2 separate regions of the Homo sapiens genome follow, and region 1 is linked to region 2. The links are chromatin loops, found by intact Hi-C in ENCODE. Cell type or tissue: mammary epithelial cell. All regions are shown on one strand. Each heading gives the region's core, and the rest is flanking DNA. Links, peaks and the distances in the headings are about the cores only. Region 1 overlaps CFAP70 (cilia and flagella associated protein 70). Region 2 overlaps CFAP70 (cilia and flagella associated protein 70).

Evidence for each region. Hi-C counts contacts between places; a loop is a spot of excess contacts. Peaks named below come from ENCODE experiments on the same cell type or tissue, not always from the same donor. Only the 100,000 strongest peaks of a DNase experiment are listed, where the experiment ranks them.
Region 1: a loop joins it to region 2, with 2.6 times the contacts of the local background. A loop is called at or near these places in 2 of 110 quality-filtered maps.

Annotation. Positions count from the first base shown.
Region 1 is chr10:73,334,452-73,345,931 of GRCh38, reverse strand. CFAP70 (cilia and flagella associated protein 70) reads left to right here. Exons shown (of 28, transcript NM_001367801.1): 6 at 688-867; 7 at 4,351-4,533; 8 at 10,408-10,502. Among named protein-coding and RNA genes, the nearest start is that of CFAP70, 19 kb to the left of the region's middle. RefSeq lists a silencer at 6,127-6,421. In mammary epithelial cell, for the core only: no CTCF peak of the experiment used is centred there; a DNase peak (open chromatin) is centred at 6,911.
Region 2 is chr10:73,259,431-73,270,910 of GRCh38, reverse strand. It overlaps CFAP70 (cilia and flagella associated protein 70), which reads left to right. Exons shown (of 28, transcript NM_001367801.1): 26 at 1,196-1,297. All of the region lies in intron 2 of DNAJC9-AS1 (DNAJC9 and MRPS16 antisense RNA 1), which reads right to left. Among named protein-coding and RNA genes, the nearest start is that of MRPS16, 13 kb to the right of the region's middle. In mammary epithelial cell, for the core only: a CTCF peak has its summit at 6,854 (motif pointing left); a DNase peak (open chromatin) is centred at 8,590; H3K27ac peaks cover 1,793 bases.

The DNA.
Region 1 (11,480 bases), core at 2,039-10,038, 75 kb before region 2:
GGAGACTCTGTCTCAAAAAAAAAAATAAAATTAAAAAAATGACAAAAATAATCATAAAATATAGACTAGCAAAAAAAGCACCCAATCTCACTTACTCATGTGCAACTTCTATCGACATTTCTTTTGTTTTTTTTGAGATGGAGTTTTGCTCTTGTTGACCAGGCTAGAGTGCAATGGCACAATCTCAGCTCACTGCCTCCCTGGGTTCAAGCGATTCTCCTGCCTCAGCCTCCCCAGCAGCTGGGACTACAGGCGCGCACCACCATGCCTGGCTAATTTTGGTATTTTTAGTAGAGATGGGTTTTCACTGTGTTGGCCAGGCTGGTCTTGAACCCCTGATATCAGGTGATCCACCTGCCTTGGCTCCCAAAGTGCTGGGATTACAGGAGTGAGCCATCATGCCTGGCCAACATTTCAACAGAATCTTACAATTCCTGTTTTATATGTATTTATATATATACTTTACCTCAGTATGATAGAGTGGGAAGGGATCTAGTTTAGGGTTAAGATTCTCTTCTTGGCTCTATCTCCAACTCATGGGACTTAGAGAACATGGTTTCAACTTATGGAAATAATTAAGCTTTACCTTCTTATCTTGAACAGTAATATGAGATTCAAATGAGATAATGCAAAAAAGGAAGATCTCTGGCAATTTTCAAAATGCTGCATAATTTTATTCTTTTACAGCAGTGCAGTCTTGAAGTTAAAGTATTAGTGGCAGAGCCTTTACTGACCACAGCCCAGATCTCAGGGGGCAATCTACTGAAGGTCACGTTGGAGGCTGCTTACTCTGTGCCTGAATCCTTCATTCCAACAGGTCCTGGGCAGAACTACATGGTCGGTCTGCAAGTTCCATCACTTGGAGAGGTAAAGCCCTACTGCCAGATATTTATAGAGATTCAAACATGTCTGTACTCATATGGCCATCTCTTCCTCACCTCTAAGATTTCATTCAAAGCATTGCACTGCTAATAGCTGAGATTTATTTTAGGCTTGAAAAATACAGTTTATTTCTATTTTATATACAGATCTTAATGTTTATAATTTACATATTATATATTATGCATTAAATATAATTTATATAAATATATGGTGGAAAATATGTAAGATTTAAAATGGCCAATTTTGGTGTATTTCTATACAGATTATTTTTATGTGTACATTTTGCAGATTTTGTGCAACGTGCTTTATTAAACAAAACTTTCTCTTAATTCCAGATTATTTTCTTAGGCCAAATTTCTAGGTATAGGAATGATTGGATATGGAGTTTCTTAGGCTCTTGATGGAGATTTCTAACTTGCTTGCTAAAAGGCTTCTTCTATTCAGTTAACACTTCCACTTATCTTATTTCCAGGGCCATGTATGTGGATGACCCACTAAAGTTGTGTAGCAACTGTTCAGTTTGCTGAGGACTTAGGAGGTTCCTGGGACATGGGACTTTCAGCACCACAACTGGGACAGTCCTAGGCAAATGAGATGGCTGATCACCCTTCCGGGGAACAGCCCACATAGTTATATGAGGCAGATCTGTGCATTGCCCTCTCTCCAACTTTGAGATTGTATTGAAAATTTTCTCTTTGTTTTTGCTAATTTTGATAATTAAAAGTGTCTTTTATTTTTTTTCTCCTGGAGGGCTTAGTATTTTTCTTGCTGATGTATTAAATTCTGGCTGGGGTGCAGTGGCTCACGCCTGTAATCCCAGCACTTTGGGAGGCTGAGGCAGGTAGATCAACTGAGGTTAGGAGTTCGAGACCAGCCTGGCCAACATGGTGAAACCCTGTCTCTACTAAAAATACAAAAAATTAGCTGGGTATGGTGGTGGGTGCCTGTAATCCCAGCTACTGGGGAGGCTGAGGCAGGAGAACCACTTAAACCTGGGAGGCAGAGGTTGCAGTGAGCCAAGATTGCGCCAAGATTGTACTCCAGCCTGGGCAACGAGTGAAACGCCATCTCAAAAAAAAAAAAAATTCTTCATATGTAGAGAAAAATAATATTTTCTTTCAAGTTTGTCAATTTATAGTTTATCATATTTATTTCTGGTTTATTATTTATTTTTAATTTGGGTCATTGCTTTGGTACACAAAAGTTTTTTAATAGTTAAATCTTTTTCTTTTAGGTTTCTTACATCATTTTAAACTTGAAAAGGGCTCCTTTATTCTGATGTTTTATGAAAGGTTGCCCTACCAGGTCCTAGAATTCTTTTTTGCTTTGCTTTTGGAGATGGAGATGGAGTCTCACTCTGTCGCCCAGGCTAGAGTGCAGTGGCATGATCTCAGCTCACTCCACCCTGTGCCTCCCGGGTTCAAGCAATTCTCCTGACTCAGCCTCCTGAGTAGCTGGAACTACAGGTGCCCACTACCACGCCCAGCTAATTTTTTGTATTTTAGTAGAGAGGGGGTTTCACCATGTTGGCCAGGCTGGTCTTGAACTCCTGACCTCAGGTGATCCGCATGTCTCAGCCTCCCAAAGTGCTGGGATTACAGGTGTGAGCCACCACACCCAGCCCCAGGTCCTAGTTTTATGCAGTAGTCTTAGTTCCAGCTTCCCGTCCTGCCTGAGCATGGGGCCATGATTGCTTCTCTATAATAGTGTCTGGGTCTGACATTTCCTGGGTTGGCGCAGCATCAGCTCATGAGCTTATCCCTTGGGTACTGAGTTGCTGCTGCTGCCAGTTCTGGCACTTTTAGACTTTCTTTTTCTTTCTCTTTTTTTTTTTTTTTTTGAGACGGAATCTCGCTCTGTCACCCAGGCTGGAGTGCAGTGGTGCGATCTCGGCACACTGCACCCTCTGCCTTCTGGGTTCAAGTGATTCTCCTGCCTCAGCCTCCCGAGTAGCTGGGACTACAGGCACCCGCCACCAGGCCCGGCTAATTTTTTGTATTTTTAGTAGAGATGGGGTTTCACCGTATTAGCCAGGATGGTCTCGATCTCCTGACCTTGTGATCCGCCCACCTCGGCCTCCCAAAGTGCTGGGATTACAGGCGTGAGCCACTGCGCCCGGCTTAATTTTTGTATTTTTAGTAGAGATGGGGTTTCACCATATTGGCCAGGATGGTCTCGAACTCCTGACCTTGTGATCCGCCCGCCTCGGCCTCCCACAGTGCTGGGATTACAGGTGTGAGCCACCGTGACTGGACTAGACTTTCATTTACTTCTTTTGACCTTGGCTATGTGATAAAATATAACTCTTTTTTTGTTGTTGCTATTCTACTTTATCTAGTTTGTTGTGTTTGTTGCTGATGAAGGCTCTGTTGTACTTTAGTTTGCTATAGTGTTGGAAATAGAACTTCCTTTTAATTTAAGGGCCATTTATTTATCTTTTCCAGTAAACTTCTTGTTCCTGTTCTTTATCTATCTATATATCTCTCTATCTATCTATCTATTAATAAGAGACAGGGTCTCACTCCATCACCTAGGCTGGAGTGCAGTGGCACAATCATAGATTACAGTAACCTTGAACTTCTGGACTCAAGCAATCCTCTCACCTCAGCCTCCCACGTAGCTGGGATTACAGGTGCATGCCATTGCATCTAGCTAATTTTTAATTTTTTTTTTTTGTAGAGATGGGGGTCTCACTATGTTGCCCAGGCTGGTTTCAAGCTCCTGGCTTCAAGTGATCCTCCTGGCTCTATCTCCCAAAGTGGGATTATAGGCATTAAGCCACCTTGCCTGGCTGATATCTCATTGTTTTAATGTGCACTTTACTGATTATTAATGAAACATAGCATGTTTTTGTTTAAATGTTGGATGTTCTAATTTCCCCTTCTATAAATTGCCTACTTATATATTTTACCAATTTTCTACTGCAAGTATACTTTGGATAAGTTATAAGACATGAAAATGCCTATATTTTTAGCCCCTTGCCAGATTTTAGTTCGTTTTCTAAAGGATAATTTTTAAACAGGTATAAGCACAACTCTCATATAAATATAAATAACACAGAATTTGGTCCAAGATTTTATTTAACTAATTAATGAGGGAATCAGTAAAATGTGACAATGAGTTCAAAGGAGTATATAGGCATCAGGAATGCTGAAATGAATTTGCCAATAATTCAAAATTTGTCATTAGCTTCAGGGAAATAATCAGTTACATTGCCACTGGACAAACTGTATCTGCATATTTATGAACAAGAATAATTTGCATTATTATCAAATGTCTATAAGTTACAGAGTTGTAAAATAGCACAAAGGGAATGAAGGGCACAGGCCCCTCTCTAGAATCAGATTAATCGTAGAGGGGTATGTTTGATAACACTCAGCATTCCATTGAAAAGACACTTGAATAATCTTCTTGTCCATTTCAAAGTCCTTTACAAATTTTCCTGACATATGGTATCTATTTCTGTAGAAGGACTATCCCATTTTATTTAAGAATGGAACTCTGAAGCTTGGAGGGGAAAGGGAACCTGTTCCCCGGCCCAAAAAGTGGCCAATTGCCAACATTCTGGCTCCAGGAGCTAATAACATTCCTGATGCATTCATTGTTGGTGGTCCCTATGAAGAAGAAGAAGGAGAACTCAACCATCCTGAGGTGAGAGCCTGATATACAGGTTTTTGTGATAAACTTAGTGTACTGACAGATGATAAAACATTTTGTGAATTACTGTAATTTATATACATTTGTCACCTGTCGAAATACTTACATGCCAAAATAAAACACATATCTAATTCTGATTCAAATATCTTCTGGCTTCTTAAGTCCAGAAAACAAAATAATTTATATCACATGTACTCTTTATTTTATTTTAAATTTACTGATTTATGAATAGGTAATTATCAGTTACTGTCAAAATTAAAAATGAAGATGTATGCAGTGAAAGTGTCCCTCTAGTCATGTCTCTTCCTTCTAATTCCTCCCCATCTCATTACCCTAGTAGTGATGGCAGCAGTGGCCAGTCTGGAGCAGCTCCTGCCATGATGCTGGCTGCAGTGGGGGAGTCCTGACTGGGCCTACACGCTCCATGGAGCTGGTGGGAGCTGGGAACAAGTGCCCTCCCATGTGCAGCTGCAGCTGCCCAACCACAGCTGCATACCCAGGCATCTCTGCACTCTTGGAAGCTGGGAAGCCCTCCTGCCCCCACAGGCTTGGAAGTGCCTGCTCCTGCTGCCTGGCCTCTGCCTACTCCTGGTGCCTGCTCCAATTTTGGAGCAAAGCTGTGGCCAAGCCTGGTGCTGTCACAACCTGGCCAGGTGCGCATGTGCTCAGGGAAGTGCTGACACACCAACCCCCTGCCACCTTGATCCCCCTCCAGACTTTGGGCACCCACGAGCATGGGAGAAAGTCCGAGGGGCCACTGAGGGCAGCTTGGCATGGGCTTGCAGGCACCCCTCAGCATGAACAGCCAGGGCACTGTGGATGGCAGCAGGAGGCAGACAGGCTCCTGGGCAAAAAGGGGCAGGTGCCCAATGAAACCCCACCTTCAGGCCAGGGACCGCCTTAGGTCTGGGGGCCAGGCTGCTAGTTCCATGGACTGGAGTGAGAACTTATGGTACTTTTCTGGCCCCACCCATGGCCTCCCATGGATCAGTCAGCATCTACTTCCTCCCCTCTGGAGCCTATAAAAACCCATGACTCAGCCAGACTCAGGCAAAGGATGGGATGACCTGCCGGTGGAGAGAAGCTACCCACTGTGGGTCTCCTCTCTGCTGAGAGCTGAACAGTCATTGGGATGCCCTGCCTGTAGAGAGGAGCTACCCACTGTGGGTATCCTGTCTGCTGAGAGCTGAACACTCATCAGGACGCCCTGCCTGTGGAGAGGAGCTACCCACTGTGGGTCTCCTCTCTTCTGAGAGCTGGGCACTTGTCAGGACAACCTGCCTGCAGAGAGGAGCTACCACTACTCAGTGAGTCTCCTCTGAGTTGTTCTGTTGCTCAGTAAAGCACCTCTTTGCTTTGCTCACCCTCCGCTTGTCTGTGTACCTCATTCTTCCTGGATGCGAAACAAGAACTCAGGACCTGCGGAATGGTGGGGCTGAAAGAGCTGTAACACAAACAGGGCTGAAACATGTCCCTTGCTCATCACATTGTGGGTGACAAAAAGGGGAGAAGAGAGAAGAGTTATGGTGCTTCGGGAAGCCCAGACCTAGGAGCTCCCTGAGCCAGGTCTGACACCTGGGGCTCTTCAGTTTCTGGTGTCTCCAAGCTTCTGAGCACCACCACATTCCCTGGTGCCGGCCATGGAAGCCGTTTGCAATATGCCTGGTTCAGCCACAGCCTCGCAGGGAGCTGGCACCTGTGCTGACGCCTGGAGCTGCCGGCTCTGCTGCAGCCAGCATGCCTGGCTGTGCACAATGGCCAGACCCCATGATCGCTTACTCACACACCCCTCAATGATCCATGCCTAGCTCACCCTTGGCAGGCGTGGGATCCAGGCCAGTAGTGCAAGCCTAGCATAGCCTGCCAGGCCAAGTGGGTGAAATGAGCCTAGCAGGCCCAAGCAAAATTTGGGCAAAGGTGTGACCAGCCACAGAGGTTTTCTGCTGGAAAAGCAACAGACCAAGGATTCTGTGACAGTCGTCACCTTTGTTACAGTTTCTTGTGTTTCCTTCTAGATACTTTCTTATGTATATAAAAGCAAATATGTAAGTCAAAGGAAGACCCAGAGACAGAAGCATTTAGAAAAGTAAAGAAAAGGTTTCCTTGGAAATTGTGAAAGGGAGTCAGACTTCAGAAGGACTGGCTCACCAAATAAAAAATCAGTGTAGTCATCTCGGCTGGGCGGAGTAGCTGATGCCTGTAATCCTAGCACTTTGGGAGGCCGAGACAGGTGGATCACTGAGGTCAGGAGTTCGAGATTAGCCTGGCCAACATGATGAAACTCTGTCTCTACTAAAAATACAAAACTTAGCTGGGCACGTTGGCACACACCTGTAATTCCAGCTGCTTGGGAGGCTGAAGCACAAGAATCACTTGAACCTGGAGGTGGAGGTTGAAGTGAGTCAGGATTGTGTCACTGCACTCCAGCCTGAGTGTCAGAGCGAGACCGTGTCTCAAAAAAAAAAAAAAAGTATAGTGATCCCTTGGTGTACATGGGGGTTGTTGCCAGGACCCCTGCAAATACCAAAATTCGTGCATACTCAAGTCCTGCAGTCAGCCCTGTAGAAACTATGTATAGGACAAATTGGCCCTCCATATTTGTGGGTTTTACATCCCACAAATACTGTATTTTTGATTCATATTTGGTTTAAAAAAGATCCACATGGCCAGACATGGTGGCTCACACCTGTAATGCTAGCACTTTGGGAGGCCAAGGCGGGTGGATCACAAGGTTAGGAGTTCGAGACCAGCCTGGACAATATGGTGAAACCCCATCTCTACTAAAAATACAAGAATTGGCTGGGTGTAGTGGCACACATCTGTAATCTCAGCTACTCGGGAGGCTGAGGTAGGAGAACCACTTGAACCTGGGAGGTGGAGGTTGCAGTGAGCTGAGATCATGCCACTGCACTCCAGCCTGGGCAACAGAGTGAGACTGTCTAAAAAAAAAAAAAAAAAAAGAGATTCACATATGAGCCAGGTACGGTGGCTGTAATCCCAGCACTTTGGGAGGCCAAGGCGGGCAGATCACTTGAGACCAGGAGTTTGAGACCAGCCTGGTCCTAAAAACACAAAAATTCGCCAGTATAGTGGTGTGCGCCTGAATCCCAGCTCCTTGGGAAGCTGAGGCAAGAGAATCGCTTGAACCCGGGACACGGAGGCGGAGGCTGCAGTGAGCCGAGACTGTACCACTGCACTCCAGCCTGGGTGACAGAGCAAGATTCTGTCTCAAAAAAAAAAAAAAAAAAATCCGCATATATATAAGTGGACCCATGCAATTCAAATTGTGTTGTTCAAGGGTCAAATGTTTTTAGAAGAAAACAACACAAAATTACCAACGTTACCCCATTTACATTAGTCTATTCATGATGGCAAAACTGCAGGTTTCTTCACTTGATTTTCAGATATACAAAGGTTATAAAATATCTTCAGACATCAGCATAATAAACATCAGGGATAAAAGTACTTTTCTTTTTTTGTTTTTTTGAGATGGAGTTTCCTTCCTGTTGCCCAGGCTGGAGTGCAATGGCCCGATCTTGGCTCACTGCAACCTGCGCTTCCTGGGTTCAAGTGATTCTCCTGCCTCAGCCTCCCAAGTAACTGGGATTACAGGCACCCGCCACCACACCCGGCTAATTTTTGTATTTTTGGTGGAGATGGGGTTTCACCACATTTGGCCAGGCTGGTCTTGAACTCCTGACCTCAGGTGATCTGCCTGCCTCGGCCTCCCAAAGTGCTGGGATTACAGGCGTGAACCACTGCACCCAGCAGATAAAAGTTCTTTTCTTTAGGAAGTCCAGATTTTCAGGAAATGTTCAAAGTCTTGTTATTTTCAGAACTAGTATCTGTTGGGAAAACACTGCTATTTTTCCTTTATCTCAAGGTATTAATGTTTTTGTTTGTTTGTTTGAGACAGAGTCTCACTCTGTCACCCAGGCTGGAGTGCAATGGCGCTATCTCAGCTCACTGCAACCTCTGCCTCTTGGGTTCAAGCTATTCTCATGCCTCAGCCACCTGAATAGCTGAGATTACAGGCACACGCCACCATGCCCTGCTGGTTTCTGTATTTACTTTAGTAGAGACAGGGCTTCACCATATTGGCCAGGCTGGTTTCAAACTCCTGACCTCAAGTGATCCACCCACCTCTGCCTCCCAAAGTGCTGGGATTACAGGCCCAAGCCACCATGCCCTGCCTGTTTTTCATTTTTTAAAACTGAGTGTATAAGGTGTTTAATCATATATATATGCACACACTAATACATACATGTATTCGTTCCCCATCATTTTTATTACACAAATGTAAAGAGTACATACTTACACACACTATATGCAACTTGCTTTGTTTTACTTTGTGGTGTATTTTTGAGATTTTTCCACATTATATAAAAAGCAGTCTCACTCTTTTTCTTTATTTGTACTTGCTGTATAATGTGACATTGTATGGACATACTTTAATATACTTATTAATTATATAAATTACCAGAAATTTGTCAAGGGCATAGAAAATAGTATAACGCGGCCGGGCGCGGTGGCTCATGCTTGTAATCCCAGCACTTTGGGAGGCTGAGGCAGGCTGAGCACGAGGTCAGGAGATCGAGACCACGGTGAAACCCTGTCTCTACTAAAAAAAATACAAAAAATTAGCCGGGCGTGGTGGCGTGCGCCTGTAGTCCCAGCTACTCCACAGAGGCTGAGGCAGGAGAATGGCGTGAACCCAGGAGGCAGAGCTTGCAGTGAGCCGAGATCGCGCCACTGCACTCCAGCCTGGGCGACAGAGCGAGACTCTGTCTCAAAAAAAAAAAAAAAAAAAAAGGAAAATAGTATAACACACTTGCAAATGTTTCTCGAATGAGCTGATAATCCACTGATGGAAACATTTAATAAAATAATTTGTAAAATGAGGATGGTTGAATTATTTTTCATTGTCTGACTAAATATTTAAAATAGTAGACCTGAGGCTAGGAATATTGGAAAAACACTGTGCATTATCTTTTCTCATCATTGTGATTAGTGAAAATTCATACTTTTCTTAGATTTATATTTTAATTTAGATCAGACATTTTATTTTAGACATTCAAATTATATTTTATGTTTCAGTTTAGATTGTTAATTCTCAACCCTGGCTGCACATTACAGTCACCAGGAAAGCGTTTAAAACAATGACAATGGCCAAGTCTTAACCCAGGTAAACTATGTAAGAATTTACTTTTAAAATAGTACCAATGCCAGGTGTTTTTTCCTTTTTTTTTTTTTGAGACAGGGTCTCTGTCACCCAGGCTGGAATGCAATGGTGCGATTATTGAGGCTCATTGTAGCCTCAACCTCCTAGGCTCAAGCAATCCTCCTGCCTCAGCCTCGTGAGTAGCTGGGACCACAGGCTCATGCCACCACACTTAGCTAATTTTTAAATTATTTTTAGAGATGGAGGTCTCACTTTGTTGCCAGCCTGGTCTTGAACTCCTGGCCTCAAGCAGTACTCCTGCCTTGGCCTCCTAAAGTGTTGGGATTACAGGTGTGAGCCACTGCACCGGGTCCAGGTGTTTAAAAAAAAAAAAACAAAAACTCCAGATGATTTTAATATGCATCTAGAGTTGAGAATCATTGATTGAGGTTGTTAGTCAGTATTTGGATCTTAGTACTGGATCAATGTAACTATTATATATGTAATTTATCTTATCTTATATACTTTATTAATAAAGTACTCATAATTTTAAGGTGGTGGTAGTAGTTGCAATAGTAGTCATACTTATAGTAGTAATAATACTAAGAAAAGTATTGTGAACAAATCCATTAAAAGAATGCCCTATAGATGGAGCAGAATGAAGTCATGGCACACATACCGAGAACAGAAGTATTTATATTTTACAGGACAGCGAATTTAGGAATCAAGCAGAGTGCATAAAGAAAAGGATTATTTGGGACTTGGAAAGTCGCTGCTACCTTGATCCTTCTGCAGTGGTCAGGTAAGAAGAAGAGGAAGGACATATGTCTAACCCACAAAGGCTTGTAGGTGGGAAGAAATGTTACTTTTGTTAATTTTATTTATATTTGAGTTAAGGTGATTTTAGATTGAGACTTTCTCATTTATCACATCTATATATTAGAGTGATGTTGTGTTCATCTGCTAATAACAGAAACAGCTAGTGATGGTGGTTTAACCAAGGTGAATGCTTATTCCTCTTTTATATAAAAGAAGTCTGAGCTGGGCCTGGTGGCTCATGCCTATAATGCCAGCACTTTGGGAGGCAGGAGGATCTCTGGAAGCCAAGAGTTCAAGACCAGCCTGGGCAACAAAGTAAGACCCTGGCTCACAAAAAAAAAAAAAAAAAAAAGAAGAAGAAGAAATTAGTTTGGTGCAGATACGTACCTGTAGTCTTACTACTTGTGAGGCTGACATGATAGGATTGCTTGAGCCCAGGAGGTTGAGGCTGCAGTGAGCTGTGATTGCGTCACTGCACTCTAGCCTGGGCAATGGAGTGACACCTTGTCTCTTAAAAAAAAAAAAAAAAAAACTCGGCCAGGTGCAATGGCTCACAACTGTAATCCCAGCTCTTTGAAAGGCCGAGGCGGGTGGATCATGAGGTCAAGAGATTGAGACCATCCTGGCCAACATGGTGAAACCCCGTCTCTACTAAAAATACAAAAATTAGCTGGGCATGGTGGTGCTCACCTGTAGTCCCAGCTACTCGAGAGGCTGAGGCAGGAGAATCGCTTGAACCCAGGAGGTGGAGGTTGTAGTGAGCCGAGATCACGCCACTGCATTCCAGCCTGGCGACAGAGTGAGACTCCATCTCAAAAAAAAAAAAAAGAGTCCAGAATTGGTATGTATGATGGTTACACAGTGTTATTAGGTATCCAGGCTCCGTCTTTCCTTTTGTTCTACCTTCTTAACTATGTGACTTCCATCCACAAGGTTGTATCATGGTGCAAAGGTGGCTGCT
Region 2 (11,480 bases), core at 2,313-10,312:
GGTGTGGGTGAAAGGCCATCTCTTGTCTTTGGCCTAGAAACCCATTATTTAATTATTTTAAAGCAGAAAAAGTAGGCTGGACACAGGTGGTTCATGCCTGTAATCCCAGCACTTTGGGAGGCCAAGGTGGGCAGATCACTTGAGGCCAGGAGTTTGAGACCAGTCTGGCCAATGTGGTGAAACCCCGTCTGTACTAAAAATACAAAAATTAGCTGGGTGTGGTGGTGGGCACCTGTAATTCTAGCTACTTGGGAGGCTGAGGCAAGAGAATCGATTAAACCTGGGAGGCGGAGGTTGCAGTGAGCTGAAATCATGCCATTGCACTCCAGCCTGGGCAGTACAGCGAGACTCTGTCGAAGAGAAGGGAAGGGGAGGGGAGGGGAGGGGGAGGGGAGGGGAGGGGAAGGGAAGGGAAGGAAAAGAAAAGGAAAAGAAAAGAGAAAAGAAAAGGGTGGCTGGGGAGGGGAGGGGAGAGGAGAGAGGAGAGGAGAGGAAAGAAAAGAGAAAAGAAAAGAAAAAAGAAAGGAAAAAAAGAGCTACTTTACTGGGGAAGGGAGAGCCTTTTGGAATGTTTTACAAAGCAACAAAGCAAACTCACAGTTTTAGGAAGCAGCAACAATTTCCACGTGCCCAGAGCCCAGAGTGCACCCTAGAGTTTCTGAATACTGCATTGATTGCTCGGGATTGGGCTGTTAATAACTGATACTAGGGGAAAGAAAGCTTTCTGGACAATAGTATTTCAACAGGCAAATCAGATTTTTACCTCAAGAAAAGGATGCACAATGTAAAGAAAAAAAACTATAAATGTATCTGACAGCCCACTGTGTGTGGAGAAATCACTGAATGATGCACACATGAGAGTGAGTTCCTGTGGATTTCCAACCTTGCACCTGAAACTCCATGGTTTATAGATGTCCTGATGGGACCGCTGTAGAGGGAAGGAAGAAAGGGGTATAAGTTAAGAGCTTACTAGGCAGGGCTTCAGAATCCCCGACCTGGCTTTTTAATCAGAGCTCTTCTACTTTTAATTGGTTCATATATTGAACCACCACATAAGATTTCCTTTGAAGAAAAGAGTTCTGATGCTAAAAATATTAAAAAGTTGAAAACCATTGGTATAGGTCATATACACCAGTATTATTGGGACATAGTGGTTTCAGCTAAGCTAACTCACATGTCTCATTTTTCTGTCAAGCTGGAGGAGCTCACAGAGGCTGAGGATGCTCTTTCTGAAGCCAATGCATTGAACAACTACAATGCTGAAGTATGGGCATATCTGGCTCTGGTCTGCCTGAAAGTGAGTGTTTATTATCCTTACACAATGCCCTTTTAGGGCACAGAGGTGAGGGGTCAAGTAAGCAAGGGGCAGCAGATGGCCATTAATGCATGGTAGCTGAAATCTGATAAGCTCTAGGTGTAATCATTATGCTGATGACAAAGGAAGGGCCAAGTCTGGGCAGGCTGTACTTGGAACATGCTTAAAAATAATATATTTAGGTGTGTTTCTCTGGAAAGGAAGTTCTAAAAATAGGAGCAATATTGTATCACAACATAAACTAGGTCACAGATTGATGAAGGAGATGTTCTACTAGTGTTTCTGAATCATTTCTTCCCATTGAAATGCTGGCTGAGGGTGCTTGTCCTTGATTTAGATGGGATATTGGGTGGAGGGTAATGTGGGAGTTCATGATAGGTGCTTTACCTATTAAAAATAACTCTCCCATAGTTAGACTTAAATAACTTGCGTATCAGTCTAAGATCACATTGGGAATAACGACAGTAGCCCTCAGTTTTCCACTGGACAGTATGACACCAAATTGGCAGGGAGTATTATTATAAGAGAAATGAACCAAACAAAAATTACTAGATTTTCTCTTTAGTGTAAATATCCCAAATATCAACATTTTAAAAATACCTGAGGTCTGGCTGGGTGTAGTGGCTCACGTTTGTAACCCCAGCAATTTGGGAGGCTGAGGCAGGTGGATCACTTGAGCCCAGGAGTTCAAGACCAGCCTGGGGAACATGGCAAAACCCTGCCTCTACAAAAAATTAGCCAGGAATGGTGGGGAGCGCCTGTGGTCCCAGCTACTTTCGAGGGTTGGGGTGGGAGGATCACTTGAACCTGGGAGGCAGAAGTTGCAGGGTGCTGAGATTGTGCCACTGCACTCCAACCTGGGTGACAGAGTGAGACCTCGTCTCAAAAAAAAAGAAAAAAAAGAAGAAAAACAAATAAAAAGAGTTCTTACCCCAGCTCTCCCCTAACTAGCTCTAGGATCTGAGGCAAGTCACCTAACTTTATTGGGCCTCAATTTCCTCATCTTTAAACTAAAAGGGCCAGTATGGAAGACCATAATATACTTCTCTTAGAAATTGATAAGTCAAATAGGAAAAAAAATAGGATATATATACAGATGTATAACCCATTCAACAGGTTTGAGTTCAAACACCAATGTAGAACTCTTCACTTAACAATGAGAGGACACATATTCTTTTCAAGTACAAATGAGTTATGTATAAAGGTTGACCACATGCAAAACCAGAAAGAGGGGTTCAACAAATACATACAGATCACATGGCAGTAAAATTATAAATCAACAACCAAAATAAAGCCCAAAAGACTCATATACCTTTGGAAACTGAAAACATGCTTGTAATTAATTAATAAGTCAATGAAGAAACCTTGTGACACTTCAAATATGAAATCTTTTGTGCTAGGTAGAATTCTAAAGATGGCCCCCTCCCCTAAGATTAATCTATTAAACACTAATGTAGGTACTGCTGTAAAATGATTTTGCAGATGTAAATAAAATACCAAATCAGTTGACATTAAAATACAGAGATTATCTGGGTGGACCTGACCCAGTCAGGTAAGTCTTCTAAAAGCAGAGAGTTTTCTCTGGTGGTGGGGGCAGAAAGGATGTCAGATTTGAAACATAAGAATCATTCAGTATAGCATCTCTGGCTTGAATATGGAGAAGGACCACATGTCAAGGAATGTGGGTGGCATCTAGAAGCTAACAGCAGCCCCTGCTGAGAGCCAGCAAGGAAACAGGGACCTTATAGGAACCTATAAACACAAAGAACTGAATTCTACCAACAAACTGAATAAGCTTGGGAGTACATTCTTCTCCAGAGCCTGCAAATAAGAACTCAGCATAGATGACACCTTGATTTTGGCCTTGTGAGACCCTAAGCAAAGAACTAGTTGAATAATGTCAGGCTTCTGATCTATGGAAAATGTGATATGATAAATGGGTGTTATACACAGCAGTAGAAAATTAGGCCTTATAGTAGATTTTTATAATAATGATCCCCATTTAATTATGCTGTCATGTCCACATCCTTTGCAATGTTATGTTGCCACTCACTCCCATCAAGAGACGGAGTCTCTTTCTCATTTCTCCACCCCCTTGAATCTAAGCTAAACTTGTGACTTTCCCTGACCAGTAGAATATGGTGCAAGTGACATTGTGTGAATTCTCAGAGGTTAGGCTTTTAGAAGCCTTCAGCTACCACTCTTGAAACTCTGGGACCACTGTGCTGTGAAGAAGCCCAGTTTAGCCTATAGAAGGCTATAGTAGTCCACATGGAAGAGAACTGAACCACTCCAGCCAACAGCCAACATTAACTGCTATTTGAGTAAGGTTTTCTTGGATCCTTCAGTCCTAGCCAAATTGTCATATGACCTCAGCTGCATGAGTGATCTCAGGGAAAACCAGCAAAACAGCCCAAATTACCTGTAGAATTTTGAGAAATAACATATTATGTTTTAAGCCATTAAGTTTTGGGTTGGTTTGTTATACTTCAGTACATAACTGAAATGAGGCTGAATAAAAACAAAGCCAATATATATTAGAATTATGGGATAAAATTAAAGCAATAAATAGAGGGTAATTTATAGCCTTAAATACATATGTTAGAAACAAAGATTGAAAATCAATGAATTAATTTTTAAATAAATAAAGTAGTAAAGGGAAAGCAAGGAAACTCAAAGAAATGATAATTGAGAAAATGATAAGGAGTAGAAATAAATGAAAATTTCAACAAGGACATAATAGGATTAACAAAATTATGAGCTGTTTTTTGCAGAGACTAGTGAACAGACAAACCTCTTGCATGACTAAGAATTTTGTTTAAAATGGAAAGACACAAATAATATTAGCAGCAAAATGGAGACTAAATTAAAATCATAGGCTATTCTTATTCTATTAATTATTTTAAAAACTAAATCATTGGCTAAAATTAACACCCATTCATGACTTTTTAAAAAAGCAAACTAGCTTTTTTAAAATCTGAAACTACATGTCCCAAAATCTAAACTATTATATGAAATGGTGAAAAGTTAGAAGCATTCCTTTTGAAGTCAGGAACAAGATAAGGAAAATGTTATCGTCACTTCTACTTGAAACTATACTGGAGGTTCCATTAAGGCAATAACACATATACATACACACATAAAAGAAACTGAAGGTAAAAGGATTAGGTAGGAACCCAAGAAAATCTACAAGCAAACTGAAATATGTAATAAAAGAGTTCACTACTGAAATGGTAGATAAAAAACTAACAATGATGGTTACTAGTCAGGGCAGTCATTGGGGAACAGGGTGTATAGGGAGACGGGTGGAAGCAAAACTCATTGTATGCTTTATTATATCCTTTTGACTTTTGAATAATATAAATTTAGTCAATGAAGATTAACGCAAAGAAGTGGATGGACAAAGTTGCTGGATAAAAATCAATATAAAAATCAATGTCATCAAAATCAGGAACAATCAATTTGAAAGTCTGATTTTTAAAATCCCATTCAAGACCTGTGTGGGGAAAATCATAAAACTTTATTGTAAAAGAAAATCTAATAGAAAGATATACCATGTCCATGGGCAGGAAGTTCTGATGACATAAAGATGAAAGTTTTCCCTAAGTTAATATCTAAGTTTAAGGCAATTCCAATAAAAATAATAACATAATATTTTCAAGGAACTTGATGAGATAAATCCTAAAATTCACTTGGTTGAATAAAGACCAAAAAAAAAAAAATAGCTATGACAGTATGAAAGAAAGAGTAAGAGTGGCTTTCCTATTAAATATCAAGCCTTATTATGAAGCTGCAACAATTAACACTGAGTGCTATTAGTGTAAGAGTAGGTAAGTGAAACAATTGGCAGACAGAAATAGACTGACATATATATGGAAACTTAGGTTTTGAGTAGATGGTATTTAAAAGTAATTGGAGTTTTCTAGAAATTTACCATGATGCGCTTCCTCTAGCAATTTGAAAATGAGCGTGCGCAAGTTATTAATTACAGCATTATTGCAATTGCAAAATAATGGAAACAACCTAAATGGAGTTCATTTATTAAACATGGGAGAATGTCTAAATAAACTATAGTATATTCACATAATGGAATACTATGCCCCTGAATAAAAATAATGAGGAAGATCTCTATGAACTGATGTGGAATGATTTTCAGTTTATATTATTAAGTAAAAAAAGTGAAGTGCAAGATTATACCACCTTTTGTATAAGAGAGAAGGAAAAAGAAGAAAATATACATGAATCTCTTCTTCTTCTTCTTTTTTTTTTTTTTTTGAGATGGAGTCTCTCTGTTGCCCAGACTGGAGTGCAGTGGCGCGATCTGGGCTCACTGCAAGCTCCGCCTCCCAGGTTCACCATTCTCCTGCCTCAGCCTCCCCAGTAGCTGGAACTACAGGCGCCGGCCACCACGCCCGGCTAATTTTTTGTATTTTTAGTAGAGACACGGTTTCACCGTGTTAGCCAGGATGGTCTCGATCTCCTGACCTCGTGATCCGCCCATCTCGGCCTCCCAAAGTGCTGGGATTACAGGCGTGAGCCACCGCACCCGGCCGAATCTCTTCTTTAGTGCAAAAAGAAGCAGAGGAAGGATAAACCGAGATTAATGAGAGTAGATTCTACAGGACATGAGTGGGCATGGGTAGAGGAGGGAGGAAATGAGAGGGATGACACTGTGATGTCCCTTTTTGTAGAGTTCTGACTTTTGGGACAATGCTAATGTTTCGTATATTTTTTAAAAAAGAAAATCAGCAAGAAATGGGGAGACCACATAATTACGTACAAACAAAACCAAATAAAATTGTATTTCAAATGAATAACGTAATTAGACTGACAATGCAGAAAAATAATTAACTCATGGTACTTTTGAAAACATTCTTTGCAATGTAGACTAATACATACTATATATCAGGCTAAAGAGAAAAAACCTTTATACACATTTTAGAGTATAGTTTTAGGCTTCATTTTTGCAAAGTCATGAGTTAGCAGTTCTGAAATTACTAGGTATTCTATGATTTAACAAATAATTATGTTGTGGATAATGGGAGTCACATTTTTCACTGTGCTTCAAAGGAAGTTACAAATGTGGAAACAAGAAGGATAGAATGACCTTGTAGTGGTGGATTAGAATGGGAGATACTGATAAGAGCTCATTGTTTGATAGATTAAATAGATACAGGTATAAATAGGTATATAGAAATATATGTGTATTTATAGAAATATATTCATATGTGTCTAAATACCTGTGTCTCAAAAATAAATAGTGGTGGCAGGGGGCATAAGCACATCTAATGCTCAGGTCTTGGTTTCTAAATCCATTTAAGAAACTAGGGCATTTGTCCAGTTTAGAAGGAAAGGGTTTGTGGGGGGACCAGAGGCTTCTTGGAAGATGGCCAAAATTCCAGAACTAGTGCATGGAAAGTAAAAGATGAGTCTGAGATCTTGTTGAGTCAGAAAGTAAAAAATGTTCAAAGAAAGACTGGCACATATCAAAACAGCATAGGGAAAAAATAAAACAAACAGAAACTAGCTTGAAGTGGGGACACCTGCTGGCTAAAACAAGGATAATTTGAGCATCCAAATAAATAATTTGTAGAAAAGGATTACAAATAAGAATCTATGAGCCCACAGTGATATAATTAAACAAATAAGTGGTAGAGAAAGGAAAGCTTACAGTCAAAGGCCAACTGCTAAATGTATGAAGAATGATGGAATTGGAAAATCGCAATTTGGAAACCATCATAATAGATTCAGTGGACAATCATCAATGTATGCTAAAATTATGGTTGAAAAGTTCAAGGAGTAAGAAAATATTTCATAGTCTCAAAGTATCTCCCCACAAGATACTTATTAATTACAAAGGGGAAAATAGTAACATTAGAGTAGAAAAACCTGGCAGATAGCAATGTAATAAATGATCAAAGTTAACATCACAAGTATTGAGATAAGCAGCTTGTGCTTCCTGATATGGTGCACTGAGAACAGAACATTTTTATGGTATTCCTGTTAAAAGTTCATAACCTGATATGATTATGAGGGAACATTAGACAAATATGAATTGGGGAATAGTTTACAAAATAGTGCTCTATTTTTAAAAAATGCCAGTGTTACGAAACACAAAGACTCAAGAACTATTCCAGATTAAAAGAAACTGGAGACATAAATAATAAATACAATGCATGATCTTGGATTTATTTTCTCATAAAGACATTATTGGGCTGGGCGTGGTGGCTCATGCCTGTAATCCCGGCACTTTGGGAGGCCAATTGAGCCCTGGAATTTAAGAACAGCCTGGGCGACATAGTGAGACTTTATCTCTACAAAACATTAAAAAAATTAGCTGGGCATGATGGCACTTGTAGTCCCAGCTACTTGGGAGGCTGAGGTGGGAGGATTGCTTGAGCCCAGGAGGTCGAGGCAGCAGTGACCTGTTCACACCACTACACTCCAGTCTGGGTGATACAGCAAGATCCTGTCTCAAATAAATGAATGAGTGAATGAAGAAATGAATGAATGATATTATTGGAACAATTGGAAAAATCTTGATAAGGTCTATAGATTAGATAATAGTATTCTATCTATACTAACTTCCTGATTGTGATAATTGTACTGTGGTTATAGAGGAGAATATCCTTGATTTTAGAAAACACACTCTGAAGTATTAAAATTGAATCATATCTCTAATTTACTTGCAAATGTTCAGGAAGAGTTAGGTGTGTGTTTATGTAGATAAACACACACATATATACTTTAACTTTTCTACATATTTTTAACTTTTCTATATTTTTCTAACTTTTATACACACACACATACAGTAATCCCTCCTTGTTCCCCAGGGATATGTTCCAAGACCCCCCAGTGGATACCTGTAACAAAGGATAGTACTGAATCCTATATATACCATGCACGAATTTCTTTTTTAAAATAATTATTAAAAATTTTTTTCTAATAGCCCACAGGTGCTACTAAATATGCACAATTTCTTTTTCCTTCTTCACATTTTCATGGATAAAAGATAAGTTCATTATACAGATCTTAGCAACCTCAGCATACATTTTTTTTCTTTCCTGATTAAGTCAAGAGCTTTCACCTTTTCATGAAAAGGAAGCACTTTATGGCTTCTCTTTTGCATATCCAAATTGCCAGCATCACTACTTTTGTGCTATGAGTCCATTATTAAGTAAAATAAGGGTGGCTTGAATACAAGCACTGTGAGACCATGACAGCTGATCTGATAACGGAGAGGGCTATGAAGTGACTAACTGGCAGGTAGCGTCTACAGTGGGTATATGCTGGACAAAGGGATGACTCACATCCTGGGAGGGATGGCACAAGATTTCATCAGGCTCTTCATAATAGCAGTGTGCAATTTAAAACTTATGAATTGTTTATTTCTGGAATTTTCTATGTAATATTTTCAGATCTTGGTGGGCCGAGGTTGATCTTGGGTAAGTGAAGGTGTGGAAAGCAAAACCTCAGATAAGGGAGACTACTGTATATGTATTATATATATACATATATAATATATACATATATACATATATAATATATAATATATACATATATACATATATAATATATACATATATACATATGTATACATATATACATATGTATACATATATATAATATGTATACAGTACATGTATTCTTTCCTGAGAGAAGAGAGAACTGATTTTGTAACTTTTATTTAATCTGAAATTATGTCCAAAAAATTTTAAAATACCCCTTAAAATAATGCAGATTGACACCGCACTACACACCCACTAGAATAGCTTAAATCAAAAAGATAGGCCAGGCATGGTGGCTCATGCCTGTAATCTCAGCACTTTGGGAGGCTCGAGCAGGCAAATCGCTTGAGCCTGGGAGTTTGAGACCAGCTCGGACAGCATGGTGAAACCCCATCTGATATATTTTGGCTGTGTCCCTACCCAAATCTCATCTCGAATTGTAACTCCCACAATTCCCACTTGTTGTGGAAGGAACCAGGTGGGAGCTGATTGAATTATGGGGGTGGCTCTTTTCTGCACTGTTCTCCTGGTAGTGAATGAGTCTCACAAGATCTGATGGTTTTAAAAATGGGAGTTTCCCTACACAAGCTTCTTTTTGCCTGCTACCATCCACGTAAGACGTGACTTACTCCTCTTTGCCTTCCACCATGATTGTGAGGCCTCGCGAGCCACTTGGAATTGTGAGTCCAATTAAACCTCTTTCCTTTGTAAATTGCCCAGTCTCTGGTATGTCTTTATCAGCAGCATGAAAACTGACTAATACAGTAAATAAAAAATACAAAAAAATACAAAGATTAGCCAGGGGTGGTGGCATGTGCCTGTAGTCCCATGTACTTGGGAGGCTGAGATGAGAGAATCACCTTTTCCTGGAAGGTTGAGGCTGCAGTGAGCCCCTGTGATGGCACCACTGCACTCCAGCCTGGGTGACAGAATGAGATCTTGTCTCAAAAAAAAAAAAAAAAGATAGACAATGCCAAGTATTAACAAAGATGTGGATAAACTGGAATCCTCGTACATTACTGGTAGGGTTGTAAATTGGTACAACCACTTTGGAAAACAGTTTGTCAGATTCTTAAAAAGTTACACATATTTACCATATGTGCCAGCAATTCTACTTCTCTATATCTAGCTAAGAGAAATGAAGACATATGTCCACACAAAAATTTGTATATGAACTTTTATCACAGCATTTAATAATAGCACAAAACTGGGAACATTTTACATGTCCATCAGTGAATGGGTAAATAAAATGAGGAATATTTATACAATGGAGTACTACTCAGCAGTTAAAATGAAATTCTGATTCATGTAACAATATGGATAAATGTCAAAAATATTATGGCAAGTGAAAAAAGCAAAGCACAGAAGACTATATATTATTTGATTCTATTTATTTGAAATAAGGAAAATAGATCAATGGTTGCCTGGAGCTAAAGGTGAGGATGGAGAGTAACTGCAAACAGGCATGAAAGAACTTTTTGGAGTAACAGGAGTCTTCTAACACTGGATTGTGCTGATGCTTGCACAACATAACGTTAAAATTAGTGAATTTTATGGTATGTAAGTTATGCCTTAATATAGCTATTTTTTTATAAAGACACTATATAGCACCTGCAAAATGAGAAACAAATGGATTCTTCACTAAATGGTGATGGGACAACTGGCTACTATCCATATTAAAAAAAAAATTAGTTCCTTACCTCACACATCACACACAATTCCAACTGGTTTAAAGACCTAAGTTTTTTTCTTAAGAGACAGGGTCTTGCTCTGTTGCTGAGGTTGGAGTGCAGTGCAGTGGGACGATCCTGGGCTCAAGGGATCCTCCTGTTTCAGCCTCCTGAGTAGCTGGGACTACAGGCATGCACCACCACTCCTGGATAATTTATTTTATTATGTGTAGAGCAGAGTCTCACTATGTTGCCCAGGCTAGTCTTGAACTCCTGGCCTCAAGTAATCCTCATGCCTCAGCTTTCCAAAGAGCTGCAATTATAGGCATGAGCCTCTGTGCCCAGCCCTAACAATCTAAGATCTAAGTCCTTTTTTTTTCTTTTTTTTTTGAGACAGGGTCTTGCTCTGGTACCCAGGCTGGAATGCAGTGGCAGGAACACAGCTTACTTGCTGCCTCGACCTTCTAGGCTCAAATGATCCTACTGCCTCAGCCCCCCAAGTAGCTGGGACAACAGATGTGTGCCACCATGCCTAATTTTTTCATTTTTTGTAGAGACAGAGTCTCACCATGTTGCCCAGGCTGGTCTTAAACACATGGGCTCGAGCGATCTTTCCCCCTCAGCCTTGCAAAGTGCGGGGATTACAGGCATGAACTGCTGCACCCAGCCCTGTGCCCATTTTAAAATCAGATTGTAGAGTTTTTTCCTTATTGTAGCAGCTACTTATATAACCTGGATGCTAATCCTCTATTAGTTATAAATTCTGCCAATATTTATAATAAGTCCTTAAACTTTATTTTAGTGTCATTTGTTATACATGAGTTTCCAACTTTAAAGTTGTGGGAAAAATCACTGGAGCCTGGAAGGTTGAGGCTGCAGTGAGCTGTGATTGTGCCACTGCACTCCAGCCTGAATGACAGAGCCAGACCCTGTCTCAAAAAAGAAAAAACAAAGGAGGGGGAGGGGCATGGGGAACAATATAGGAAT